Linked DNA regions of Homo sapiens: region 1 is linked to region 2. Evidence: read pairs that join two places in POLR2A ChIA-PET (ENCODE). Cell type or tissue: OCI-LY7. All regions are shown on one strand. Each heading gives the region's core, and the rest is flanking DNA. Links, peaks and the distances in the headings are about the cores only. Region 1 overlaps MBP (myelin basic protein). Region 2 has its middle 28 kb from the start of MBP.

The links. ChIA-PET counts read pairs that join two places held together with the same protein. Peaks named below come from ENCODE experiments on the same cell type or tissue, not always from the same donor. Only the 100,000 strongest peaks of a DNase experiment are listed, where the experiment ranks them.
Region 1: POLR2A ChIA-PET joins it to region 2 with 18 read pairs; 2 of 35 experiments call an interaction of 5 or more read pairs at or near these places.

What each region holds. Positions count from the first base shown.
Region 1 is chr18:77,055,970-77,068,208 of GRCh38, reverse strand. It overlaps MBP (myelin basic protein), which reads left to right. Exons shown (of 9, transcript NM_001025101.2): 3 at 1,824-1,911. Among named protein-coding and RNA genes, the nearest start is that of MBP, 71 kb to the left of the region's middle. RefSeq lists enhancers at 796-885, 2,291-3,490, 4,906-4,995, 8,986-9,619. In OCI-LY7, for the core only: CTCF peaks have their summits at 482 and 6,017 (motif pointing right); DNase peaks (open chromatin) are centred at 4,778, 5,488, 5,788 and 6,058; H3K4me3 peaks cover 1,598 bases; H3K27ac peaks cover 3,717 bases.
Region 2 is chr18:77,152,644-77,169,685 of GRCh38, reverse strand. No RefSeq gene overlaps it. Among named protein-coding and RNA genes, the nearest start is that of MBP, 28 kb to the right of the region's middle. RefSeq lists enhancers at 8,673-9,243, 10,880-11,380. In OCI-LY7, for the core only: no CTCF peak of the experiment used is centred there; no DNase peak of the experiment used is centred there.

The sequences.
Region 1 (12,239 bases), core at 1-8,000, 97 kb after region 2:
CTTCCCTCCTCAATTTTGTGAGTCCAATAACCCGTGTGTTTTTTATCTGTTAATCACACCAGACAGCATTGAATTGTAGAAACAATGCCGTAAACATTGGTTGGTGGGGACCTTACCCACCCATCCCCTCCTGTCTGCCCAGGGATGGGAATGGATACACACACACACAAACACACACACACACACACACACGGGATGGAGGGTTTCCAGATAGGGCTCTTAGTGACCAGGAGGCGGAGTGTAGGGCCCTGGCTGGTGTGAGCTCAGAGGGCTGGACTTCTCTCCAGGAACAAACAGCCTGCAGTACATAAGTGAGTCACACTAGGTCTGAATCAGACTTCAGGGTGGTCTTAATGGCTGTGCCTGCCCCTCTCTCCAGAAGGAAAAGAATGTAAAATTGAGACTATGTACATATTATGGTCCTGGGTTAAAGGCTCCCAGGAAATGAGAGATTGGGTGGAAAATTGGTACAAACTTAAGTGCAGAGACCAGGGTGGGGCGCTGCAGGGAGTGGCACCCGAGAGAAGCAGCCTCCCGGTGCTGCTGGTGGGTAGCACCAGGGCCAGCGCGGCTGCCCACAGCACTGACGCCCGCTCAGTGAAAGCTCCAGTGTGACTCATTCCTCCTCCAGAAATACTCCTTGGCCATGTGCATTCTGAGAAGTGAACAGGAAATTAGTGCAACACGGTTAGGGTTGAAAAACACAAATGTGAACAAGCTGGATGGTGGTTGTGGAGCCTGGTGAGGTGTGAACAGTAACTGAAATGCTAGCGGGCTGTGCAAGCAGTCTGTGCGTGCCGACATGACGTCACCTCCAGGATCCCTCTTTCCCTGGCAAAAGCAAGAAGGAGCATATCATCCACAGTGTGATGCCATTTATGTGAAGACAGAAAGGAGGGAAAAGAATACCCATGTGTCATTGTCTGAAGGTGCCCAGATGATTGTGCAAAGTCTGGAAGGAGCTGGAAATGCCAGCTGCCTCCCAGAAGGGGGCGGGGGGGCATCCAGGAGACCCCGGGGTTTCAGCACGCAGCCACTGTGCACTTTCTAGAGCATTTGAATCATTCAATGTGCAAGTGTGACATTTCAAAATAGTTAAGTAAAATTGATTACAAATATATCAGGAAGCTGAACCATGTCTTCTCTCTGCACTGGTGATCAAACTATGTACTGAAAACTTTAAACTCGAAAAACAAGCTCACACTGCCATTCGGGCCCCAAACGACAGGCAAAGGGAGGCCCAGAGGAGAAACTCTGAAGCCGAAGATTCCCAGAGGAGTGGCCAGGGGGCCTGGCCCACCCCATAACACCACAACAGGCCGCTTCCTCCCCTGGAATGCAAAAGTGCCTCCGGACATCAGCTTCGTTTTCTGTCCCTAAAAGGACTCATTCTCCCATCAAAGTGGTCCTGACTGGTTCCAGTTAGCCAAAGGTGTCATTGGAGGAGTAAGGCCTGGCGTCAGTTCTGCCGCACAGTGTCACTTAGAATCTAAAGCAGTAACTATGTGGGCTCACCCTTGGAATAAATGGGATGGCATGTAGCTAATTTATTTTACCTAGGCTGATATTCCAATTTTTTTGTATAAAACTATACCAACTGGGTCCAGAAAGTGCTTAGGTGCTTAGGCAGAGAAAACAAGCCAGAATTCCGAATCCTGCGCAGAAAACCCTCCTCTGAACCAAGGCTCTATATTCTATCTTGAAAACAGATGTGAAACTGATTATCTGATAAAAAATTTATAAAGAGACAAATGCATTACAATTATTTTGTTGATAAAACAATTTATCTTAAGAAAAGGGTTTGTTGTGTTTTCTTTTTCCAGAATAGTGAAACTAACAGAGGAGAATCTGAAAAAAAGAGAAACCTGGGTGAACTTTCACGGACAACCTCAGAGGACAACGAAGTGTTCGGTAGGTGACGCAGATATCGGCAACATGGCGCCACATGGTGACAGCGTGCACCTGCACTCTCACTCGGGGAAGCCTTTGATTTTTTTATTGCATGGGTGATCCATGGATCTGTCTGTACTCATTACTAAAACATAGAGGCTGGGATCATTGCTTCATGTCTGTAATCGCACACTTCATGGGGTCTATGCAAGAGGATCGCTTGAGCCCAGGAGCTCAAGACCAGCCCGGGCAACACAATGAGACCTCGTCTCTACAAAAAATAAAATAAATAAATTAGCCAGGTGTGGTGGCATGCACCCGTGGCCCCAGATACTTGGGAGGCTGAAGTGAGAGGATCACTTGGGCCCAGGAGGTCGAGGCTGCAGTGAGCTATGATTGCTCCACTGCACTCCAGGCTGGGCAACAGAGCAAGACGCTGTCTAAAAAAAATTAAAATGTCGGCTGTGTAGATACGTGGCAGATACAGCCCCTTCCTCCCCTCCTGCAATCCCTTCCCATCTCGGTTTTGTTTTTGCTCGCATGCCTTGTTGCACACATAGACATTCAGCATTTCCCAGGCTCACTGTATGGTGTTTCTCTGATCGTCTGTTTGTCCAGCCCTGTGTGAGCATCGGGAAGCCTAGCAGTGTTTGTAAAAAATAGCTAATGAGGAAATGAAATTGCACCAAAGCCTGGATACCACGGTGTTTATCTTAACCACAAAGAGTGACTCAGAAGGCATTGGGAAATAACTGTTGTCTTCAGAATTTTACTTTTTTGTATTGCCTTATTGAATATAAATTGCCTTTACATATTTTTGTGGATTGAATGTGTCCCCTACATTTCGTGTGTTGGAAGCTTAACCCCCTAAATTTCTATGTTAATTGGACGTGGGGCCTTTGGGATGTAACTAGGAGCAGAGACCTAGTCATCAGGTCATTGGGGTGGGGCCCCTGATGAGACCAGTGGCTTTGTAAGGAGAGGAAGAGAGGCCTGAGCCAACTCTTAATCTGTGTCACCATGCGATGCCACCCACCACGTCATGGCACACTCACCAGAAGCTGAGCAGATGCCAGTGCCATGCCCTGGGACTTTCCAGCCTCAAGAACTGTAAGGAATAAATTTATTTTCTTTATAAATTATCCAGTCTCAGGTATTCAGTTATAGCAATAGAAAATGAACCAAGATATAATCTTAGCATTCATCTTTGTTTCTGCTTCCCCTATGAGTGACTGACCATGTTCTCATTTGAGGTTTACATTAATGAGGTTGGATCCACTCGTCCCATCATGACACTGAGGCTCAGTGACTTGCCCAAGACCACAGGGCTATGCAGGTCCTCAAAGCAGTTCTATTCTGCTGTGCACAGCTCTTTGATTTTCTTCATCTATTCCTAAAGCAAAGAGGAAAAGGGGTGGAATGAAATGTGCTCAGATCCTGAGAACTCACTATAGGTCGAAGGAAAAAGGAGTGATTTTGTGGCTACTAAAATACGCATCCCTTTCCCCAAGATCAGGCCACCCTGTAGGTTACAGACAACATTCAAGGCAAACAGGCTTCCTGGCCACATTCCCTAGCATGATCTTTGCTTATTTATGGAAAGGCCTTTCTTTATATTTCAGCTGTTAGACAAGATAATTTATGCCGATTTTTTTTGTTCGTGATTAACTTGCTCTTTTTCAAAAGTCCTTTCTTTTCTACAATTCCATCCTTCTTGAGCAAACACACATAAAACAGATTTAGTGCTACCGACTGTTTCAATATCTTAAGCGTCCATGAAAATCAACATAACTCAAAGGCCCAGAGACTGAAAGCAATGAGGACTCCTTTACTAGAAAGGAGATAGGCAAGTGCAAAAGGGACTCAGTGCTCTGCTGATTTCTGCATACTTTATTATGCTCTTTATAGGAATTTTCTTGGAGGCATGTCTGAGCATAACTCACCGCCTTCAGGTACTGGGGTTTCCATCCTCAGTGGCAGAGGAAGAAGAGGAAGGAGTTGAAGGCAGCCGCGTCCATGACTAGGAGCAGCAGCGTGCACTCTGGAGAACACTTAGGGTTTCGTAGAATAGACAATCTATGAGTTTGAATGGGATGTCCCAGCCTTGATGGTTTTAAGAATAAATCTGCCTATAAAACTCTAGAATAAAAATTCATTTAGATGATCTCTTTACTCATACATTTCAGCTACATATATAAAGACGTAATAGAAAAGCACGAAGACAAATGTCCAAATTTAGGTTTTACACATAAATAAAAGTGAGTTCTAGAATGATTTTGGCTAAGCCTACTGTTTTTTTAAGCAAACATCATCTTTATCATTATTCCCCTAGCTAATTGCTTTTGAGATTATTCGTAACGATGGCAGCGGTTCTGTTACCATCAAATACACACATACACACACACACACACACACACACACATATGTATAGGTATATATACAGCATGGATACAATATAACATAAAAAGGTCTTCTATACTTAGCCCTTTCCTTACGCTATCAAGATGATATCATTCCTGAAGCCCTTCCAAACGCAGCCCTCCTTAATCTTTTCCAAGAGATACTGAGTTTAGAGAGTTATTACCTAGGATTGAATGTGAAAACTACTGGAAATGATGGAAATGCAGAATATTTCCATCATTTCACAAACGTGGGTTGTGTTTTGATAGGAAGAGCAATACTTCTGCCTGTTGTGTTTACTGAGGTGTTCCCAGGTCCTTGGACACCGGAGCAAGGCTCGCATATCTGCCGAATGAACTTAGCTCCCACATTCCAAGCCTTTCTGCCCGTGAGTGTGCCGAGGAAGCAGTTCTCAAGAGTCACCTTCAGGCCTTTGCAGCTGATGCCTGATTCAGGTTGAGTCAAAACCAAGGGGGAAGTGGGAGGAGCTTGTGGTCCAGGCATCCTCATTTCATCCACCCTAGGGGAGGCTGGCCCAGGAGGCCTCTGCACGCATTATTTAGCAGCAACAATCCCAAGTGATGCCGACCTGGAAGGGCCTGTTGAACTGTGGGGCTTTTGCTATTGACCTTAATAATTTCCCATGCCTGACCCTTTCCTGGGGCACACAGAACTCTACTCTAAAGGCGCAGAGTGCTGAAGGAAAAGAAACTAAAATAATCTTGGCTATTAGTCTTGGCTGTATAACCTTGGAGGCATATATGCAATTTCTTTTAAAATTGTAATGTATAAAGTGACTCTAAATGAGAGCAGCAGCTCCCACCTACTTTAGGAAAAGGTCTTTCCTTGACATGATAGTAAATCCCATCAGTACGTTGGGAAACCATTCCTGATGTCCCGTGAGCACAAGTCACCGTGATCGTGTGATGGTCATCTCTAGGTTCTTGGCAGCCGTTTCATCCACGCATCAGAAGAATGAGCGAGGAATGTGAGAAATGGGCAGAAAGCCATCATCCTTAGCTAACCACTCTGCAGGACACGCATACCTAAGATCTCTGTGAACGTCGAAAGGCAATAGTGTTGTATTTCAGCTGATAAGAGAGTCCCCGAGTTAAGACTGATTGGCGCATTGAGAAGTTTGTGCCAGGTGCTGACTCTGGCACAGGTGCTATTGCTATGGTTCACACATTGAGTGCTCAAAACCACAAACAGACAACTAAAACCACGCAGCCTTCCTCCTCGTCTCTGTGAAGGCCAAAGCCAGTCATTCTCTTAGCAATCCACTTTGAAGTTTTATTTGCCCTTCATGTTCTGGTAAAAATCTCACCAAAGGATTGTTTTCAATCTAAGTAAATAACTCGTTAGAGCACACTTTCAAATATCTTCTGTGATTTGTTTTTTTTTTTTCGACAGCTTTCTGGTTATGCTTAAGACTGTTTTGCCTAGTTACAAAAGGAGGAAGAAAACACTCTAAGGCACGACAACCTAGAGAACTGGGCGTTGTCCAAGCTTTGGGGAAGCAGGCCATTTTTCAGTAGACCAGTTGCTGCTAAGCGTTTTCTGACCCACACACCCACAGGTAGTGCACACACTGTCCTCCTCCTTAGAAACCAGGCGGGAAGGAAGGCAGGAGTCAGTCTCCACCTCTTCTCCCGCCAGAGTTGACTAATCGTGGGGCTAAACTAAAGGCAGGCAATTCAGTTGAGGTGAGCGAAGTCTTAGGTCTCCCTAAATTATACTAAGGGAGGAGAGGAGTGGCCAAAAGAGGGCACTACTGCCCCGGTGACTGACTGTGGTTCCTCTCAGCCAGGACAGGCATCTCAAAGACAGGGCTGGAGGGATGTGGACTCCGTGTCATGTGTAAGCTAGTTCACTCCACATGTGCCACAGAGGATGGATGTCCTACCGTGAAAACGTCACCAGCCCGCGTCTGTGTTCACTGCGTCCACTTCACAGGGCCAAGTCCTGTGTGCACAGCATGTAAGGGCAAACCCCCATGAAGAGTCATGAGGAAAACATTCACAACTTCATTGCTCAGACAATGGAGATAGAAATATCTGTGTTTAATGTTTATTTAAAAAGTATTCATCCCAGAAACATTTAAGTACATATATTGGTGTGTGCGTGTTTTCACTCTTCTTTATTTTATAAAGCTTGAGTTAGCTGACAGTAGGAAAAAACACCAGGAAACAGTAAAATGTAAATAAAATTGAGAAGTCTAGATGAAGTGAAGGAAGACCACAAACACATCAACCATGTGACAATGGCTGCAGGGAGCCGCCCGTTTCACTCTGAGCTGCCCAGCTGCCCAAGTGGAAGGGGACCCCGGCCAGCCTGAAGTCTCTCATTTTACACAGCAGGTGGTAGAGCCCTACCACCTTTTAGCTGTGTGCTTTTAGCAATGAACTCCTCTGTTTGTGTCTTGGTTTCCCCATACGTAAGTAGGGGTAATCATAAAATGACCTGTGAGTAAGAAACAACACATGTGCACGTGTGGGACTCTCCCATCTCCTCACAGTACTCAGTAAACATTGGCTAGTATTTTCAGAGAGAAGACTGCAGACATTTTTTGAAGCATACAGAGCTTTGTTTAACAAATACTAAGAATTTTTCCTGCTTAAATTTTTATCACAGACAAAGAGTCACATGGTAGTCAACGACCTCAAGGTATTTTTATAGCACATGTGGAGATTAGTTTTGTATAGTTATTTATTGTAATAGAATTCAGTAAGGGCCAGTGGTGCAACATGAATCTTCCGCATTGCAAGCCAAGAGCCTATGATCCCTGTGTCTAGCCATCAGAGGACCTGCTATGATCCACAGACAGAATTACAAGAACTTGGGGTCCCTTCCCAGAGCCAGGACTTTGATAGGCATTTCATAGCACAAAGTTCCAGGTCCCAGGCTCTGAGAAAGGCCCAGGAGGAGTTCTGAGCGGCTGGTTGCTGAGGCACTGCGTGCCTGTGTTCCATTGAGGGTCAGCGGCAGCCTCAAGAGAAGACAGACTCCACCTGGGAAACAGGCAGGTGTGACCATTGGCTCTGCCATCAACTCTCAATGCAACTGGGGGTGCGACTTCATCTCTCTGTGCCTGTTTCCTCCTCCAGAAAACAGGGTTTCCTATTGACCCTCAAGAATTGTTGCAAGGGCCCATTGAGAGAACAATTTGGCCGGGTATGATGGCTCATGCCTATAATCCCAGCACTTTGGGAGGCTGAGGCAGGTGGATCACCTGAGGCCAGGAGTTCGAGACCAGCCTGACCAACACGGGGAAACCACATCTCTACCAAAAAATACAAAATTAGCTGGATGTAGTAGTGCACACCTGTAATCCTGGCTACTTGGAAGGCTGAGGCAGAATTCCTTGAACCCAGGAGGCAGAGGTTGCAGTGAGCTGAGATCACACCACTGCACTCCAGCCTGGGCAACAAGAGCAAAACTCCGCCTCATAAAAAAAAAAAAAAAAAAAAGGAGAGAGAGAGAAAACAGTTATACTCCATTACAGGATGCTTTAACATCTCTACTGCTTGAAGCCACGTTCATACAGTGAATAATGAGTGCTGCCGTTCATTAGCATTTTTCATGTGCCTCTGAGGACCTGGGTCACATCTGCCATAAACACTCATTCATCATTGGTACTAGGATGTCCTGCCTATGTGCTTTCTCCATTCATTTATTAAATCATTTTTGAGCACCTCCAATGTGCCGTGCCATATACTGGAGGTGGAAGAGAGAGGGCAGGAGGTTAGAGAAAACAAAATAGAGAAATGGCGGGGCCAGCCATTCTGGGGACTTCACACCATTTGGGGGATGGTTTAACATAGAAGGACATGGAACGAGGGCCTCAGCCTCCCAAAGTGCTGGATTACAGGCATGAGCCACCACGCCCAGCCCATAATTTGCTATCTTATTGCCACAAAGAGTCTATTCCGTCTTGCCTGGAGGGCTAGGGCCTTTATTTTTACTTTACATCACTTTTCTAAGAGGCTGTTCCTGTCATATCTAACCAAGAAGCCCGCCTGTCTCCCATGCCACACTTCTTTATCCCACTGCCTTATTTCATGTCCTTCACATTGGCCTTTTGGTTATTGCATTTGCATACTTGGTGTGTTTTTTCTTCCACAAATGCAAGCCTCTTGAAGGCGGTGCATCTCTTATCTGTGCTGGCCCCTATTTTTATTTGAATTGGCCACCAGGTGGAAGCACTTAGCACTGAAGTGGACATACCAAATGGCTTCTCAAGATCCATGTCTGCTTTTGCATCTTGGTGTATTTTTACTTGTAATAATATTCCCCTGATTTTTTAAGCAAAAATATATTTATTTATAGTGTTACACATATGTCAAATTTGATTAATTAGATAAAAATTAATTAATTTTAATTTTAATAATGTAATTAAGGTTAAATTATTATCATTAGAATTAAATTAATTATAAATAATTAGTGACTACTTTATAAAATTAAATTATTATAATTTAAATTCATTATAATTAATAAAGCAGCAAATTGAATTAATAATTAAAATTAATTAATGGGATTAATTGATGAACTAAAAAATAATTCAACTACCTGACATAACTGTCCCATTTTCCATTTTGAATTCTGATCTTTCAACCAACAACATTTTTCTAGGCTGTTTAGCGATCCTGTATTATCCTTTTAAAATAGCTCCTTAATATTCCATATGATTGAACAGTAATATCATTCCTCTATTGCTTTTCATTTTGGTTGTCTCAAGTTTGCTACTAGAAACCATGCTACAGTTGGCACTTTGATTTCAGTAGGGTTTTTTCTTTCTTTTAATTGTTTTAATAGGCTTCAGTCAAAGTAAGTGAGACGGCTAAATTATTTTCCCCGAACTCGTGCTGGCGAACTGCCCTTCCCGTGGCTGAATATGCCTATTTCCCCAGCACGCTTCCATCTTGGGGCAGCCTCAGGGGGTTGTAAGTTGGTGGGCTAGGGCTGGATGTGGTGGCCCTCAGGCAGGTCTCGTTATGTCCATATGGTGGAGGTGTTTTCTTTTAATTTTGATGACATTTGGAAACGGTAAACTTTCCCCGGAAAATGTTGAACTGCAGCGTCTCTGGAAACTAAAGGCCTGGCAGTGGCCTTCTCCAGGCTGCAGTCGGCCGGCCGAGGAGCCCCCATCTCCAGGGCCTCCAGGTCCCCTGCGACTTTCCTCCCTCCACGGAATAAGCTGCTTGACCCCACAGGCCTGGAGCTTGAGACTTGGTCCCCAGTCTGTTCCAGATTAAAATGGCTCTGGGCACCATTCCAGTCACTGCGGCCGTGTTCCAAGTGCGTCCACGATTTCGTTTCTTAAAGTGCTGTTTCTGTTGCTCAGGATTCTGCACGCGGGGGCGGGGGTGGTGCTGGAACAGCTCGTCCCCTGTGGGCGTCGCATCAGCCGGTGGGGGCTGGGGTCGTGCCCGGGCCTGGGGTCGTGCCTGGGGCTGGGGTCTGCCGGAGGCCGCTCCCTCCCGTGGCTGGCGAGCTGTGCGGGGCGTTGGCTGGGTCCGGCCGGGCTGTCAGCCTGAACTGGTGCCCTGGGTTCTCCAGGTTTGGCCTCCCCGCAGCGTGGAGCAGGGGTCCCAGGTGGGTCCTGAGAGTCGAAGCCAGAGCGGAGCCACTGCCTGCTGTGACCCAGCCTGGGAGCGCTCGGCATCCCCGCATCCCCGCATCCCCACCGCCCCTGAGGTGGACGTCCAGGGCTGGGGAGGGGATGCCTCTTCTCCCCGGAGGGTCCCTGAAGAGCCGGTGCAGCCCTGGGTGTCCTCTGCCGAACTTAAAAAACACTCCCCGCTCACGCCTGTAATCCCAGCACTTTGGGAGGCCGAGGCGGGCGGAACACGAGGTCAGGAGATCGACACCATCCTGGCTAACACGGTGAAACCCCGTCTCTATTAAAAAAAAAAATACAAAAAATTAGCCGGGCGTAGTGGCGGGCGCCTGTAGTCCCAGCTACTCGGGAGGCTGAGGCAGGAGAATGGCGTGAACCCGGGAGGCGGAGCTTGCAGTGAGCCGAGATCGCACCACTGCACTCCAGCCTGGGCAACAGAGCGAGACTCCGTCTCAAAAAAAAAAAAAAAAAAAACACTCCCCGCCTTCCTCAGGTGTCCCCCTTCAGAATTTTCGTGTAGCGGTTTTTTAAATCATTGCATCTTTGTTTAAATTTGTTTCCAAGAAACGGCTATGAGAAAATCATTTTTTGAGATGCTATTTTTCAAATGATGTGTGTATTTAATGCATCCAGGTTAGTAAACTAAGCTACAAGACTTTAGTAAGTAGCTGTCATTTCCGATGTAAAATTCCATTTGGACCTGGCAGTCGCGGGAGCTCCTCTCTCCTTGTCCTTCTTCACACACAGTCCTTGTCCTTAGAGATAATCACTGCACGGCCTTTCCGTGGGAATATTCGGTGCTAGTGTGAATGGATCGCTAATTGTGATTCCGTGGCTGCCTGAGGCCTTGTATTCCTGTCTAGACAAGCCACAAAACCCATTTTGTGAAATAGCATCTTTGGGCTGGGTATAAATCATAGAAACAAAATCACAAGTTGGGGGATGAAGGAATATTCAGATTATCTTGTCTGACCCCGCCTTGCATGTCAGATGAGGGTGCAGCTGCCAGGCAGACACTCAGGAGCAGGATCGGAGCCCAGTGCTCCCAGCCAGCCAGGGAGACCGCAGCTGGTTCCTTGAGGGGCAGGGCAGTTCTCATGTCTGTCTGACAGATGTGAAAACAAACACTGTAACAGTTACTTCTCCTCTGTGCGTTGAAGTGAATGTTAATGATACTTTATATCATTAAAAACCCAAACACACTTCTGAATATTTACCCTGCTTCATTGTAGTACCCAGGCAGTTCTTGGGGGACATGCCTCCTTCCCGTCTCAGAGGATGTTTGTTTTGGGCCAAAGACCCCCTGCTTCTCAGCGGCTGAGTGGTGAAATCTCACGCCGTGGGTGTGGGCGTGGTCAGGGCACGTGGGAAGCCGGTTCTCCTCGGCAGCCTCTCCTGAGAGCTGTCGGACAAAGGTCTCGGCTTCTAGGAGTTACTTTAGTGAGGCCATGTCATTTGGTAGTTAGGACTGTGGACTCGGTTCCCCTGTGCAGAGGGGGGTTGTGTGCTCAGCTGCAGGTTGCTGGGAGGACTCAGTGGTGTCAAAGAAAAGTTACCCCAGGGAGAGTGAGACAGGCAGGGAAGACGTATCCCAGACTATTGCAGTAGGAGAGAGCGAGCTGAACTCCACCCTGCTGAAACGAAAGGCGGGAGGGTTTTTAAGCACTGGGGTGAGCTGGTGGGAGAGTCCTGGAGGACATCGGATGGAGGCCGGTTGGTGCAGTCAGGCCAGCAATGTTTGCAGATTAGCGCTTACCACAGTTAGGCCCCTGCCTCCCGCAGGGACTGGGAGCTGAGGGTGTTATCTTCCTTGTTGGTTACATTTCAAAGGCTCCTGGGTCCTTCGAGAAGACAAAGCTGGGCAGTGAACTGAGCAAGAGGCCAGGAAAGGGCCGATGTCTCAAAGGGACGGAGAAATAATTCATAGTGGCAAGTTTTCTAGAGACAAGGAAGTTGGGGCTGAGAGTCCTACAAAACCTGTTCAAGGTTTAATCCCCCGGACGGGAATGGCAAGGCTGTCTGGGCCAATGGTCAGTTCATGCCTCCAGTTTAGAGCAGCACCTGGTCCCTATGGGTCCTGTGAGCCACATGGACACCGGGCCAGGCACAGGAGACAGCAACAGTGTGTTCCCCAAAGCCTCTGCAGACCCAGCCCCGGGCGCACGGGGTCACGGATAACAGGAAATGCACTGCCAGCGGCCTCACTGCCATGCGCTGGCACAAATGCACCCAGGTGCTGCCTGCCCTTCATCCACACGGTCAGTGGAGCGCAGCACGCTCAGCCGTGACACCACAGAGCCACAGGGATGTGTAAGAGGAGTCGGGGAGG
Region 2 (17,042 bases), core at 4,150-12,149:
CCCTCCGAGAGCTCACGGTCAGATTGGCAATGTGAAGACAATTGTTCCCAGTGGGTTAAGGTGCTGTAGACCCCAGAGAATATGCGTCCCACCACTGTGTGAGCTCACGTGATCTCATTTCCTTTCAAGGCAGGGGCAGTGAGGCAGAAGGCCCGGGAGGGCTGTCATCCAGGCGGGAAACCATGGTGCTTAGATTAGATGGTGGCAGAAGCCAGGATGATGAGAAACGCTCAGAGCTGAGTCTATTCTCAAGCCACAGTCCTCATCGGTACGGCTCCTCCACTGCAGAACCCTTGAGAGGGGCTTGGCTCTCGCTGAAACCGGGCTCCCCCTGCAGCGTGAGGCCAAACCCCAGGCCTTGGCAAAACCCCCTGGGCCGTGACTGCCCATCAGGCCTCACAGGTGGCAGCCAGCAGCCTCTCTCCTCACGCACGGCTGGAGCACAGTTAGCAGCTTCTCAACATTCATGTTCCCAAGGGCAGCAGGATGACAGTCAACCACCCCCACAACGGCCTTCCCACCGCCTCTACTCTGGGGCATAGAATAACACCAGGGAGCCTCAGGCCAGCCACCCCTGGCTGCAAATCCCAGCTCCCCTGCCACTAGTGCGGGACATGGGCCCGGTGCCCAGCCTCTCTCAGCCTCCGAGTCCTCATCTATAAAGTTGGTAGCAGAAAACTCACTCTCGGGATCATTCTGACAAACAGACAGCACGTAAAGTACTCGGTGTGTGCAGAGCGCTCAGAATCCTACTCACGTCTCTTCTCTCCTCCAATGCTGTGACAAGAAAACCACCCGCTTTGGCAGCGCAGGAGGCCCAGCTCTCTGCTAGCAGCTGGCCACTTAACTCTGGACCTCCAGGGCCCAGCTGTCTGTGACCACCCCAAATGGAGGCAGTGCTGTCTCCTTCCAGGAGCACGAAATGAGGTGTAAGTACAGCCCCCGACACAAAGGAAAGGATTCCTAGCGCTGGTTATTAATATCTTATGGGCAGGAAACATCTACCAACCCTGTCACCAGCAGGTTCAAATACAGCCATTCAATCAGCACTTATTTATCACCTTCTGGGCGATGGTGGGATTGGGGGAGTCGGGGGGCAGGTGGTGCTGGTATAAATCAGTAAATGAGAAGGGTAAACACAGCCTTTAAGGAGACACATAAAACAGCAATTAAAAACAAGGTCAGCAACAGACGGATTCTGGAACTACGGCTTATGTGTGCTGTGGCCTTGGGCAAGAGCTCCAACTTCATTTTTCTCAGCTGTGAAGTGTGTTATGAAGAGTAAGTGAAAGCTCACCTGTAAATCGTGAAGCACACTGCCTGGTACCCAGTGAGAACCTCCTCAATATTAGCTGCCACTGCAGTTTTCTTACACTTAATGCCGTCATTATCATTATTATTGAGGAGTAAGGCAATTGTTCGAGTTAGGACTTTTGCAGTTGTAAATGAAAGAAACTGATTTCATGTAGAGTAAGCCAGATTAAACGGTCTGTCTTCACATGACCAGTGCATCCTTGGTCAGGACAGATGCAGGCCCAGCTGAATCCAGGAACTGAAGTGATGTCTTCTGGATTCCCACTGTTGTTTTCTGTTGCTTTTACCGCTTGCTCTCTGCCTAAAGCAATTCTTTTATACTCAGATAACCTTTCTCTCTTTTAAAAGGAAAATAGCCTCTAGGATCTTCAGAATTTTATCTTCCAATTTCCATGGAAGTTTTTTTCACACACACACAAGCACACACCTACAAATAAGGCTTCTCCCTTCTCCTGTAGCTCCACATGATTCCAGGAAAGGACTCTGACTGCCTAGTCTGGGCTTCACACCCACCTGGGCTGATCCTTGGGTGGGGAAGAGCGGTGGGACCAGCCAGACCTGCGGCACAGGCTCCCCGGGGACTGCCGTAACAGAGTCCACTACTGGCAATTCCATTTGAATCACTGGGCTGGGAGAAAGTGTTCCCCAAAGGAAAGGGGTGGGCAGAGTGGTGAGAGGCAGAAACAGAGCCCCCAGCAGCATCAGGCACAGACAGGCATGAAGCTGGAAAATGGTACAATGAGGTCAGGACATTCTAAAGGAGCGAAGCAGATTCTCTGCAGGTCTTTGGGAGGAAACAATGAAAAACTTTGCCTAACTATCACCCTGCAGGACTTCTGCCTCCCAAGGTTCACGGCTTAATTTGAAAGTGACTCAAACTCCGGTAGGTTGTTCATTTCATTCCCAAGAATAAAATCATAAACATCTGGGCAGAAAGCTTTCTGTGGTCCTAAAACTAAAATCATAAACATCTGTGGCAGAAAACTTCCTAAGGAACATTGCATGAATGCTTGGCCAAAATTGAGTTAATTCGATTCTTAACGTTTGAGTTAAAGTAGTTTTTTATTTCTTTATTTATAAATATCCCAGGAAATACTCAATGAATCTTTGAATTGTCTTTTTTCACTTCAGTAAGTGTTCCCAAGTGCCCGCTGATCTGATTAAGTCTGCAATTAAAATCCAGGTCCTACAGAGCAGCGCTTTTGTGATCACTAGCCCAGTAAAATCACAGGGAAGAGGATAAAATACAGTTTCATGTGTCCCGATATCCTTCATCCCTTCTCAACACAGACTTTAAGGTTTTTGCAGATAAATACGAAACATGCTTTGCCAACCTTCTACAAACACACCACCTGGCATCTCATCTAGTGCCTGGTGCCAGTGATGGGAATGGGAGTTGATTTTCAAAGCTGCACTCCCCGTCCTGCCAGTTAATCAGCTGGTGAGCAGGGCCTTGCTTTGGTGACAAAGGTCTGGAAGTGACGTCCACATCACTGACTCAGCCACGACCGCCAAGCCCCTCACAGCACCAGCGCCTCTCAATCAGCACCTCTAACACCTGTCCACTCAGGGGCACCATGCGGGGGACACCCAGGATGCCTTTCTTCCTCACCTGAGCAGGGGAAGGGGCATCACACTCCCCAGCTGCCCCCAGCAGCCCTCAGGCCTGGGACCTGCACCTTCCCGGGCTGCCCCCACACGCGCCCCCCTCCAAGCTCTGGATCCTACTACCCAAGGCTGCCCTGTAGCTTAGAACCTGGTGGTCTCCTCCCAGATGCCCGCTAATCTTCATCCTTGGCCTGGCACTCGGTTCTCAATCCTGTGACAGAGACGCCCCACCCTGCCCCTAACCTTGACTAAACTTCAGCCAAGCTTCTTCCTGACTCTCACCTCCACCTGCCTTTTCTTGGAGCATTTGCGTTAGAAAAACTTGTCATTGTAAATTCTTTCTCTGCCCCTTACAAGGGGCAGAGAAAGGAGATGTAAGCCTTTTGTGACATATCTTGCCAGTTGTAAGGCCCAGGGAGTGTCTTTCTCAGTGATCTGGAGGCCGGTCATTCCTTTGAAACATAATCACGGAGGAAGACAGTGGCCACGTCCGGTCTCTGTGGGAGGAAGGTGGGAGGCAGACCCTAACCTCAAGGCGCACTTCTCTCCAAGTCTCATTTCTCTTCAAGCCATGCGATTCCCTCCATCCCTCCTGTGATGAATGCAGGAGAAAGTTCGCTCTTCCTTCAGGGAGGGCCATTCAGGAAATACAGATGGCCTAGACCCAGACCCCAGCTCTTACAAACTCCACCCTCTCACCCTCGGTCCACAGAACTGAGCTCAGACAGCCTCTGCCTCTCTCGCCTACTGCAATCGCCTTCAAGAATAAAGTCTCCCCGCTGGCTTAACTCCGTCCAGCGCAGGCTTTGCTTTGACTCCCGATGAACTCATGCATCCCTCGGGGGCCTGGGACATCTGCACACTCTGGCCACACCCAGAATGATTTCATTTGATTCCCGGCATGGGAGCTCTGGAATGCTTATTTCAAGGCTCCTCTGCCACCTGGGGGGATGCTGAGGGCCAAGCAGCTCTGCCCTAAGCCCCTGCTCTCTGACCCCGCTTCACACGCCTGTCCCTGGTTCCCATCCTCCACGCCCACCATGAGCACCAGCTGCACTGCCAGGCTGGTCCTGACAGCACGCCCAGGCTTGCGGTCTCCACTCGGCTCCTAAACCAGACGCCCTCCCCTTCACCCCCTGATCTTCTGCCATCCGGTCCTTTGCCCTGGGATGCTCCTCCTGCTCTACCTCACCATCTCCTCGGGACCAGCCTTCCCCCAGCCTCATAGGGTGACCCACCATCCCAGGGGCCTGGTGACCCCTTCCTCGGGGTGTTGAGGACCCCTGTGGAGCCTCCAGCATCTGTGCTTTCCTGCATCCAGGCACAGTGAAGGCTGCAGGATATCTGCTCACTGTCTCCTCTGCTAGGTCCCCTTGAGGGCCAGAACCTCGCTGCACCAGTGGATGTCACCTGAGAAGTGGTCACAGTGTTCACTGGGCAGGTTAACTTATTCCACAAGTACTTGGACACGCAACCCTGAAGGAGGCGTGGTTCTGTCGGCCCCAGAATATGAGCTCGCGCAATCCTCACGGCATTCCTGTTGGGTACTCGCCATCGCCTTCCCATTTTACAGGTAAGGAAACAGGTGCAGAGAAGTGAGGCAAAAGCCAAAACCCCTCCCAGGTAGGAGGGGGTCAGATCCAACCCAGGCAGGGGGCCCCTGAAGAGTGAACTGCTGTGAGAATCAAGTTAAAGGACACACAAGAAGCCATTCAGACGTGACTGGAATGTAGACTGTGCCCAGCACCATGGTCCCCTCCCTTCTAGAAATTCACCACAGCCCTGGCAGCCTCCCAGCCTGAGAAGCGGGTGTCACCTCATCAGGAAGCTGCTGTCTGCTTTTCCGCCTCCCAGGAGCCCCACGTGCCCCTGTCTACTCATTTCCTTAGACATGGCGGTGGGCACACCGCGCTCTGCAGAGGGGCCTTCCTGCGTCCACACTGCATGAGTAAAACGCGGTGGGGTAGCGGGTCCAGGATCCTCCCCCAAGATGAGAAGAGCTGGCTACGCCTGGTTTATGGATAGTTTTATAAATTGTCACACACACACACCCTTCCCGCGCCATTCTATTTCCATTCTGCGGAAATCCTGGGTGGAAGGGAGCTTTATTCCCTTAAACTCTGTTTTAAAAATACTGACCAGAAAACCATCGATCCTCTTTCTGCCACCGTAAATGAGTTTGTGTTTTCTAGCACTTCACGCACCTGGCCTCGTGCAGCGAGAGCTCCTCTGGGCCTGGCTCCTGTCACTCAGCACGATGATTGTGAGTTTCCTTCCTGCGCTGCATAGGTGAGGAGCTCGTCTCTGCTCACTACTGAGCACCGTTCACCGTGTGGACACACAGAGCTGTGCATATTCCTTCACCTGTTGGGAGACATGTGGGTTGCTCCCTTTTGGAGATACTATGAATGTGGCTGTCATGAACATTCATGCCCAAGACAACAAAAACACCGACAACTCCAGCGAGGTCAAGCGCTGCACTTCCACAGACATCCCCACCGCTCCTCTGGTGCGTCCTTCCACCACTGCCCTGGAGCTGTTCCAAGGCTCCTCAGCCTCCCTGCCAACTGACTGACTGCCGGACACGTTCAACCCAGAGATCTTACAGTTCAAAATGCCGCGTTGTGGCCACTTGTTGACGGGCGCCTTCCACCAGACGGGGAAACAGCTTTACTGTGCAGCAGGTCCTCCCTGGGAAACGGGGAGTGAGATGAGGCTGCAGGTGAATGGGCTGAAACCTCCCCCAGCCCCTCCCGGCCTCACCTAGCCGTGTCCTGCTGCAGGAGGTGCCTGCGGAGTTGCTTCACCGGGTCTGGATGAGTTAACCTTGATGCCCTTCCTCCGGCAGAGAGGGACTTCTGTGCACAACACGCCAACCAGAGGAGCCCGTCTCATCAGAAAGGCGGGCTCTCCAGCACAGCTAGAGCAGGTGGGACAATGAGTGAGGCAAGAGGGGCTCAGGCAGCCCAGCTGACGGATTAACTGTGAGTGCGTGGGGTGGGAGCGGCCAGAGAGCGGAGGTGGGAAGCGAGGCTTGAGGAAGAGGGGCAGCCGGCAGCAGGGGCTGATGTCTCTGAGAAGAGAAGCCCATCCGTGAAAGGCCGAAACTTCAAATATTCAACTTGCATACCTGGGGATCCTTGTGTTCTTTTGCTAGCATTTGTTTTAAGTATGCAGGGCCCACTCCCACATTCTCTGAACCCTGCCTGTCCTGGACGCCAGGAGCTTTGGTCTCCATCACTGGGAGAGGTGAGTCACCCCATCTCTGTCTCCGTAGCCACTGACCCACGGACTTTTATCATTTTCCCCCAAGAATTCTGTGAAAGTGTCCCAATCATTTTTCTGCCTCCGGTCTCATCTTTCTCAAATGTTCCCTCAACAACGAGACCTCTTCTGAAACACAAACCACCACACTGCGTCCCCAGAGCCGAGATGGCACCACTGCACTCCAGCCTGGGCCACAGAGCAAGACTCTGTCTCAAAAAAAAAAAAAAAATAGATTACAGTGATGGAAATATATTAAAAATCACTGAATGAACTGTATACTTCAAAAGGTGGAATTTTATGGCATATAAATTAATCTCAGTAAAGCTAATTTTAAAATAGAATGATGCTATCTAGGTCCCTCAGGCTCCATTCTGATGCTTGAACAAATGCTTGTTGAGTCCCTAACAGTGTGTCCCAGTGGAGCATGACAGAAAGAGTTCTGGCTGGAAAGACTTTCAAACCAAGATCATCAGTCCCCCATCCAGAGGCAGGGAAAACCTCAGTGGAGCCTCAAGGAGCACCCTACTCCAGGCAACATGGTTTCTCCCTGTGCCCACCAAGAAGAGTAATCCCCAGAGAGATAAAGAAATGATTCACTTCATGAAAGTATTTACCTTTCACCCACAGTGTCTCCAGGAGGTCTGCCCGTGGCGTACGTGTGCTGTCTGCCCAGCACCACCAGTTCTGGGAGCAGCACGGCCTGTTTCCTGGAAGCTACATCCACGTGCATTGCATCCATACGACTCCTGTGTGCTTTGTTCCCAGGATTGGTTATGGGCTTGGGCCTGACTCAAGACTGCGTGACTGCAGGGCTCAGCCTGACTGTTACTAAAGTGTGCCCCATTCCCTGAACGTGTAGACTTGGGCAGTGAAGGAGGGGGAGCCCTCTCTCTTTTTGACTGTGGCTAGGCAATAAAAGTCTAGGAAGCTCTCAGCAGCCAGGGAGGAAGGCAGGCGCTGGAGCGATAGGGGCCAGTGGGGCCAGGATGAGGGAGAATTTCCTACAGCGCTGGTGTTCCAGTTCTGATGAGCCTCAGGCCCACAGGCATCATGGCCCCCCACGCAGCTACCCTGGCTTCTGTGGCAAAGGACGAAGATGAACCCTGGCATGATTTCATTGTTTTATTAAATTTCATTGTCTCCTTTTCACTTATCTTATTCAAGTTGGGTTTCTTTCACTTGCTAATAAAAGTCTGAGCAGATAGATTACTAAAAATGATTTTGTTTCACCGACTTTAACTCATTCCAGCATTATTTACTGAGGCACCGCTGTGTGCTAGGTGGCATTCCAGGTGCTGCGTATTTATCCAGGAGCCAGCCAGAAGCCCCACCCTGTGGAGTCTGTGTCTTCACCTACAGGAAATTGCTCATCCCGTCATGGATTCACAGACACTTACTGAATTCCTAATAAATAAACTCTTCATTCAGTAGCGTTAAATAAGTTTCTTGAAGCTAGACTGTTGATATTTTGAGAGATATTGTCCATACTCCTGGTCACCTCTGATTTAAGGGCATGCAGGACCTGAGCATTTTACCAACCTACTTAGTGCATTAGCCAGGGTTCTCTAGAGGGACAGAACTCATAGGATCTATGTATATATGAAAAGGGAGTTTATTAAGGGGAATTGACTTACATCAAGAGTGGTTTGCCAGGGGCTCTCGGGCCTTTGGCCACAGACTGAAGGCTGCGCTGTCGGCTTCCCGACTTTTGAGGTTTTGGGACTCCTCGGACTGAGCCACCACTGGCTTCCTTGCTCCTCGACTTGGAGGCAGACTTTCATGGGACTTCACCTTGTGATCCTGTGAGTCCGTTCTCCTTAATAAACTCCCTTTCATGTACACATATATCCTATTAGTTCTGAGGAAGAGTGGAAGTTGCACTTAACTGAGAACGTGTTTAGTCATTTCCCATTATGCAAAACACTGCGGGGATTTCTCCAGCCCTGCTATTATGTGGGAGAACAGGTCTCAGGTAAAAGTTCAAAATTATCGAAGTGAAGAAAGTAATTCACTAAAGGGTCTGATGATCAAGCTTGTCAGCTGCTAATAAGACAGCTGAGAAGAAGACTGAGCTGAATGTTGCACGTGGAAATGCCAAAGTCTTCACTGATGTCAATAAAAATAAAAAAAAATAAAAAAATAAAAATAAAAATAAAAAAAAATAAAAAAATAAAAAAAAAAAACTGGTTTTGATGCACAGGTGAGACTAATATCTCTAATTGTCAATTGTCCATAATTATTGATAAATTAGCTTTCCCTCCGCCTTTTAAAGTCTGGAGTTTGGGCTGCTATGCCATTCTTATCTAGTGCCAATATTTACAACACAAAGAAATTTAGCATGTTTTAAACAAATAACACTACTTATAAGTAGAATTCAAGTCTTTGTCTAATCCAATGTACAAAAAAAATTGTATTTATGTCCTGAGTTTCACAATTTTTCATCTTAAACTATTTCAGTTTCTCAATTTTTAATCACTTGTTCTGGCCACAGAACCAGCCAACAATTCACGCGCTGGACATGTTATTTGAATGTATGGTTTTCTGTTGTGTTTGGATGGGACTTACTTTCTATTATTAGTCTATTATTTCTAAGTGAAGGACATGCTAAAAATGCCTCCAAAACCCATCGTATAATTCATCCTCCTGGTGTCTTACTTTGTAGTCTTAGGATTAAAGGGAGATCATTCTGAAACATCGAAATTTGCATGTTAAAGGGGACTGCCTGAAAGGAGGAAGCGCTTTTCTCAGGAAACCATAATTACACAACAGAATAAGAAAGTGGTGATCGCAGTGGCCTGCGCCTAAACACCGCCTTCTTCAGGATCGTAAATTCCTAAGAATCCAGAGCCGAAAGAGACCCTGCAGATAGAAAATCAAGTTCAAGCCTGTCGTTTAAACGATGGGAACTTGATGCACACACACAAGGAAATTAACCGACTTTCATAGGTTAACTTTGCCCAGTGATGACTGAGAATACCTAAAATAAATGACTTTCCATGAGTCCTTGTATGAAGATTCTGGGTGACAGGGGAAATGAATTAGAAATGGGTAAATATACATGCACCCCAGTTACATAGCAGCAAAATCAGAGCTTGGAATTCCTGCCTCTTTCCTAATGCTGTGACTGACCTCCACTGCAATGCTGAGTTGCACTAATTAGTTCTCATCCAGATTCGCCGTCACGTTTTCTAAAGTCCCATTCCTAAATATACTCTTCTAGTCACCTCAGATGTGAAGATTTAAGAATAGACACTTTGTGTGAGCCGAGGTTGTGCCACTGCACTCCAGCCTGGGCGACAGAGCCAGACTCCATCTCAAAAAAACAAAAAAGAATAGACACTTTGTATGTCTTTATTAATCACAATTTGGGGAATATGCAACGCATATAGAATGAAGAGTATCCGCAAATGGTTAAATGCCACAAGTACACTTTAAAAATAAAATCAGAACCCGGGTCAGGCATGGTGGCTCATGCCTGTAATCCCAGCACTTTGAGAGGCCAAGGCAGGTGGATCACCTGAGGTCAGGAGTTTGAGACCAGCCTGACCAACACGGTGAAACCCCATCTCGACTAAAAAATACAAAAATTAGCAGGCGTGGTGGTGGGTGCCTGTAATCCCAGCTACTCGGGAGGCTGAGGCAGGAGAATCACTTGAACCCAGGAGGCGGAGGTTGCAGTGAGCCAAGATCATGCCATTGCACTCCAGCCTGGGCAACAGAGCAAGATTCTGCCTCAAAAAAAAAAAAAAAAAAATCAGAACACACTGGAGGACGTTAGTAAACCCAGCTGTCAGAAAATGTTTAAATATAGGGCAAGTAAGCAAAGTCCTCATCTATCAATCTCTGTTTTCAGACTCTTCATCTTAGTGCACTCTGGCTGCCAAAACAAAATAGCATAAACTGGACTGCATATAAATAGCATAAATAAATTTCTCACGATGTGAGAGGCTGGGAAGTCCAACACACCAGCGATTTCATGTTCCAGTTCATAAACAGCATCTTCCCACTGCATCCCCACATGGTGGAAGGTGCAGAGCAGCTCTCTGGGGCCTCTTTCATGAGGCCATTCATCCCATTCATGAGGGCTCCACCCTCCTGATCTAATCCCCTTCCAACCCATGTCCTACTACCATCCCTTTGAGGGTTAGGATTTTAACATGAATTTAGGGGCAATACAGGTATTTGGACCATAGCAGATATTTACTACAATAATAGCCTTTTAACCACATCTTCATATAACACAATAGATCAAATGATCAAAAAATTAGTGTTATTCATATAAAAATATACATACATTCTAATCATGAATAAGCAAAAAAAAAAAAAAAAAAAAAGCTGAAATTCTGTCATAAAACAACAGGAATGTATTCCCCCACAGTTCTGGAGGCCCGAGGTCTGAGGTCAGGTGTAAGGGCCGCCTTCCCTCTGAAGGCTCTGAGGGAGGACCTGTCCTTCCTCCCCAGCTCCAGGCAGTACCTGCGTTCCTTCGTTAGTGACAGCCTCGCTCCCACCTCTGCCTCTGTCAGCGCGTGGTGTCCTAAGCTATGTGTGTGTATGTGCCACATTTCCCCCTTTGTGTGAAGACACCAGCCATTGCCTTGGGGCCCATCCAAATCCAGGATGACCTCATCTTGGTTAATTACACCTATTTCCAAATAAGGTAACATTCAGAGGTTCCAGGTGAACATGGATTTTTGGAGGCCACCTTTCAGCCCAGCACATGAACATTCTACAAAATAACTGGCCAGTAGCCCTCAAAAACCTGAAGATCTTAAAAAAGAAAGATTCAGACACTGTCACAAATAAGAACAGGGGTCCCCAATCCCTGGTCCGTGGCCTGTTAGAAATCAGGCCACACAGCAAGAGTTGAGTGGCAGGCCAAGGAGCATTACCACCTGAGCTCTGCCTCCCATCAGATCAGTGGCAGCATTCGATTCTCATAGGAGGCCAGACCCTATTGTGAGGGACCTAGGTCATGCACTCCTTATGAGAACCTAATGCCTGATGATCTGAGGTGGAACAGTTTCATCCTGGAAACATCCCCCAGACCCCCATCCATGGAAAAATTGTCTTCCACAAAACCTGTCCCTGGTGCCAAAATGGTTGGGGACCACTGGATTAGAAGACAGAAAAAGACAAGGCAACTCATTCACCTAATCCTAAGCCGGATGTTGCCCCAGAAAAGGCCATTAGTAGGACAACTGAAGGGATCTGAGTAAGGTCTGTGGAGGGCTTCATAGCAGGTGCCAAAGTGAGTTCCTTGGTTTCCATGTTGTACAACAGTTAGGTATGTCCTTCATATTAGAAAGCTGGGTCACCAGTATACCAGAAATCTCTGTACTATTTTCACAGCTTTTCTGTATGTCCAAAATATATTTTAAACAAAATGTTTAAACATTAGTATGACTAAAGAAGATGGACACTGCACAGCTAAGACGTTTTAATGTAATAGAATGTAAAGAACCTTGCATTCCACAATTTGAAAGCACACATTCTTTCCCTGCACACTAAGAACGGTTATAAAAACCACCTGCAAAGCAGACCACAAAGCAATTCTCAACAAATACCCAAGAATTGGGATCAAATGAAGCACATCCACCATGAGGCTATAAAATTAGAAAATTATGACAAAAAGATAACTACAGCCTGCCCTATGTACATGTGGACATCACACATATAAACACATACTTTTACACACACACAAAATCAGGGCCAAAGAAAAAGCCAAAAAGAAAATGATTATTTTAAGTGAGCAGAAATGAAATCCATGTGGGATAATGCAAGGATGGAAAGAGACTCGTAGTCATCAATACATATGTCAGGAAAAAAGATGGGCACTGAGCTTCAAAAGAAGAAGCTAAGTGAGCAATCAGTAAAATTAGTAATGAATAAAGAAGCCCCAGAGAACAAGGGAGACAGAAGCTACAGTGTTCACTGCAGCAGACTCTTTAGCATTCAAAAGTGGAAAAACCCTGACTGTCCATAGCAGAGGAAGACAGACGCTAGGGTTTATCCACGTAATAGCATACACGACAGCTGTCATGATGGGTGAGCTGGAGCTACCTGTGCATAGCAGCTACATCTCAAAAGCAAAATGTGAAACAAAAAGCAAGTGACATAAAGGCACATATAGGCTAATGCAATTTATGTGTTTTAAACACACAGAATACCTGGAAAGCACAAAGTATGGGATATTTTTAGAAGCAAACAAGTATCATACAAGTGCAAAAGCTTGCCTGATCATGGTACTCACTTACTTCAGAAGAGTGATTATTTCTCAGAGGAGAGAATGAGAGCAGGAATTAATGAGCTTCAGCTTTTTCAGTGTTGCTATTTATTAAAAAAAGAAAGGAAGGAAAGAAAGGAAGGAAGGAAGGAAGAAAGAGAGAGAAAGAAAGAAAGAAAGAAAGAGAAAAGAAAGAAGGAAAGAAAGAAAGAAAGAAAGAAAGAAAGAAAGAAAGAAAGAAAGAAAGAAAAGAAAGAAAAGAATACAGACCTGAGGCAAATACACCAAACTCTCACATCCATTTCATCTTAGTGGGGGACACATAGATGTCTTATATTATTTTGTCTACATTGCTGTATGTTCAAAATATTTCATAATTAAAACAAAGAAAACTACTAGGTCCATCTTTATAATTATCATCTTAAACCTCTTTCAGTTATCAAAGCATTATTTTATATATCTAAGAATGGGACATGGATTTGTATAGGTTGGCTACGAGTCAAATTACTAGAATCAAATTGAAGCTTGCTGTGACTTGAACAATGGTTAAGCCTGTTTACCTGGGGAGGCAAAGTTAGGCAGCCTGATGTTATACCCAATCAACCATCACCTCCTATTGAACACCTCCGAAAAAAAAATCCAAAACCAGCCTCTTCGCTTCATCCCACCATCACTGTCCTTGGCTGCACGCCTCAGCCCCCAGCCGGCAACGCCATGCAAATGACATGAAGCGGAAACATGAGCCGGCAATACCAAGCAAAATGTCAACCTGCTGCCCGGTCGTTTCCACTTTTTAATACTATATTAGTCCATTCTTGTACTGCTATAAAAAAATGTCTGAGGCTGGGTAATTTGTAAGGAAAAGAGGTGTTTTTGTTGTTTTTGTTTTGTTTGTTTTTTGCTTTTTTGAGATGCTCTTGTCGCCCAGGCTGGAGTGCAATAGTGCAATCTCGGCTCAATGCAACCTCCATCTCCCAGGTTCAAGTGATTTTCCTGCTTCAGCCTCCCGAGTAGCTGGATTACGAGTGCCCGACACCACGCCCAACTAATTTTTGTATTTTTAGTAGAGATGGGGCTTCACCATGTTGACCAGGCTGGTCTCAAACTCCTGACCTCAGGTGATCTGCCCACCTTGGCCTCCCAAAGTGCTGGGATTACAGGCGTGAGCCACCACGCTTGGCCGGAAAAGAGGTTTAATTGGCTCACGGTTCCGCAGGCTGTACAGGAAGCATGGCAGCTGCTGCTTCTGGGGAGGCCTCAGGAAGCTTTGAGTCATGGCGAAGGCAAAGCGGAGCAAACGTCTCACATGGTGTCTCACGTGGCAGGAGCAGCAACGAGACAGGCAGGAGGTGCACCCTGTATACCTTTTAAAAACGGATCTCAGGGCAATTCACTCACTCACTGTCACCAAGGGGACAGCACAGAGGGGATGATGACAACCCATTCGTGAGAATCCCACCCCCATGATCCAGTCACCTCCCACTAGACCCCACTCCCACGCTGGGGATTACAGGAGGCCCCACCTCCCACACTGGGGATTACAGGTGACATGAGATTTGGTGGAGACCGCAGATCCAAACCAAGTCAAATATCACAACTGCCTGCAGCTTCATGCGCTGTCAGCTGCTTGCCATCAGGCAGCCAGGGAAGCTTCACCAAACACGGGACAGGAATTCTCTCAGGGTGGATCCCAAACTCCAGGCCATTCCCAGCTTTCTTTCCTTCTAAGGTCTTATTTGTTCCTGTAAGCTGTCTTGTTTTCTGATTTTGTATTTCTGTCTTGTTTTGTTTGGCTTGAGCTAGCCAGAGCCAGTTTTTCATGCTTGTGGCTGGTACCTGTTTCCTGGGGGCTGCCATTATAAAGTACCGCAACCGGGACTGAAAACAACAGAAATGTATCATGCCACCATCCAGGAGATCAAAAGTCAGAGACCAAAGTGTCGCAGGGTTGGCCCCTTCTTGCGGGCTGTGAGCGAGAATCCGTTCCCTGCCTCCCCGGCCTCAGTGTCTCCCGGCAGTCGCCGGTGCTCCTTGGCTTGCGGCTGCACCGCTCCCGTCTCCGCCCCGTCACAGGACACTCTCTCTCTGTGTCTCTGTGTCCAAATTCCTCTCTTCTTACAAGGACACCCATTCATGCCTTAGGACTTGCCCAGTCCAGCATGGCATCATCTCAACTTGATTATAGCTGCGAAGAAAGACCCAGCCTCCAAATCAGGTCGAGTTCACAGTGCACTAGAAATTGGGACACGCACATACCCTTTGGGAAGACGCTATTCAACCTGCGACGTTGCCCAAATGACCTCAACTAATAATAAATAAAATTTATTCTATTTAATGTGTAAATAAAGTTTACAACAGAGCCTGTTGCTCTTGCCTTAAAGAGCACTCCTGAACTCTTCAAAGCCCCTCGTGGCCCTGGGACAGGGGGCCAGCCCCTTCCCTGTTCCTTCTCACCCCGTACCACCCCATCTCACAGCACCCACTTCCTCTGCCCGAGACACTCGTGTCTCTGCCAAGCCCACTTCTGCGCAGTGGAGAGTACCTGCTGATCTTTTGCATGACTGCTAATTCAGCAGAATACTTTAACAGATACAATCGCTTATATGCACAAAAGGGCATGGCCACTCCCCATTGTCATCCTGGGGAGTTGTCGCCATTGACTCGTGAAGTTACATGCTGAAGATATTGCTCAACACATGTCAATGCTCCTCTTTGGGAATTGTCTTCAAACACAGCTAAAGATGAAGCCATATTCTTTTTAGTTCAAAACAACATCAACATCTCATCTGTTCTGCTTGTTTCTCAAAAGATGGATATTCACCACTATCCGCGACAGTCATGAGATCAGACACCACAACTGAAAAATTTGAATATTTGAGAAAAGAGTAAGATCTCCCACAAGCAATGTGAAAAGACAAACTGAGAACCATCCTGTTCAACTCATGCCACAAATGGCCAACTTCCCTAATCCATAGAAAAATTTACAAAGCATTAAGAAGAACAACAGACTCAAGCAGAAATGGTTAAAGGCAGTGAACAGAAAGTTCACATGGAAAGAACTAATAGTGTGAAAAGAAGCTCAACCTCACTCATTATGAAAACTGTACCAAGATAACTTATCACCTCTCAGATCAGCAAGTCTGAAAAATTTGACAACACACAGTGGGACAGATTCTTAGGAGGGCAATTTGGCATTAATTATCAATATAATATGTATAACCTTTGACCCAGCAACTACCTCTACAAATACATTTACATGTGTGTTAAGTGATGTGGTGTGAGGTATTTCTTTACATCATTATTTGTTATAAACATCAGAAATAACCTAAATATCTCTCACTAATTCAGATATTTAGTATCCGAGTATTTATTTACTCTGGGTAAATAAATTATATCACATTCATAAAATAAAATTCTATACAAATGTTTAGAAGTGAGTATGTTTCCTACCTTAGTCCCATCAGGTTGCTACAACAAAATACCATAAGCTGGGCGGCTTTTCACCACAGAAATTTATTTCTAACAATGTTGGAGCCTGGGAAGTCTCAGATCAGTGTCTGGTAAAGACCTGCTTTCTGGTACCTAAATGGCGCCTTCTTGCTGTGTTTTCACATGGTGGGAGGGGAGAGCCAGCCCTCCGGGGCTTCCTCCATAAGGGCACGAATCCCATTTGCAATGGCTCCACCCCCATGGCCTAATCGCCTCTCAAAGGAGATCCCTGGGGATTCAAATGGAAACGTATGTATTTGGAGGGGATGCAAACACTCAGACCATAGCATTCCTCAAGTACTAATATGTTATTAAGTGTAAAAAAATGTGGAATAGCTTACAAACTTCATGTATATAAATTTTATATCATGTAGTGCCTTAAGGGTTGAGAAAGGGGAAAGTGCCTATGTATAGGTCTGTGTTTTAGCTACATATTTGCTTCTCTATGCATAATGTATTTCTGGAAGGATACACATAATGTATTTCTGGAAGGAACTGATGATACATTTGTTATGTCTGCACACAGAAGATGAGAGATCGGGCTTGAGATCTGAGAGCCCAGGGCACGGAGCAAGCTCTTGGCCTGCACACACTCAGCCAGCACTGTTTTCTGGGGTGTTCTAGAACCCAGGCGGCAGTGTAGGCAGGCTTTCCAAATGATGAGTTATAAAAAATGGTTTAGATAGTTTCACAACTTTTTGAATATGTACATGATCTCCACAGGTAGCTAAAGGTAATATCGATAATTTTTACATTTTTTTTCATATTCAGTTACTTTAATCTCCCCCTGTATAAACACATAAATCATTGACAGGGGAAAAGTCTTACTTAGTTCCTCCACTGTTTATTAGACTCCCCACTGTCAATGAAATAAATGACTAAGATACTATCTTCCAGGTTATTTCTCATAACGACAGGATGAAACTCAAAAGGATTTTAAAAACATAACTAACCACAAAACATTCCCCATGCTTTCACATTACTCTCAAATATTCGGAATATTTTATGATATACGACTTTTTGCGTGATTCCAGCTTTTTATGATTTCTCTATGTATATTCCAAATTCTGTTACTGTAGGCAAACATTCTTTCAAATCCTTTTCAAAATATAAAATTACTAAATTAAGGCGCAATAAA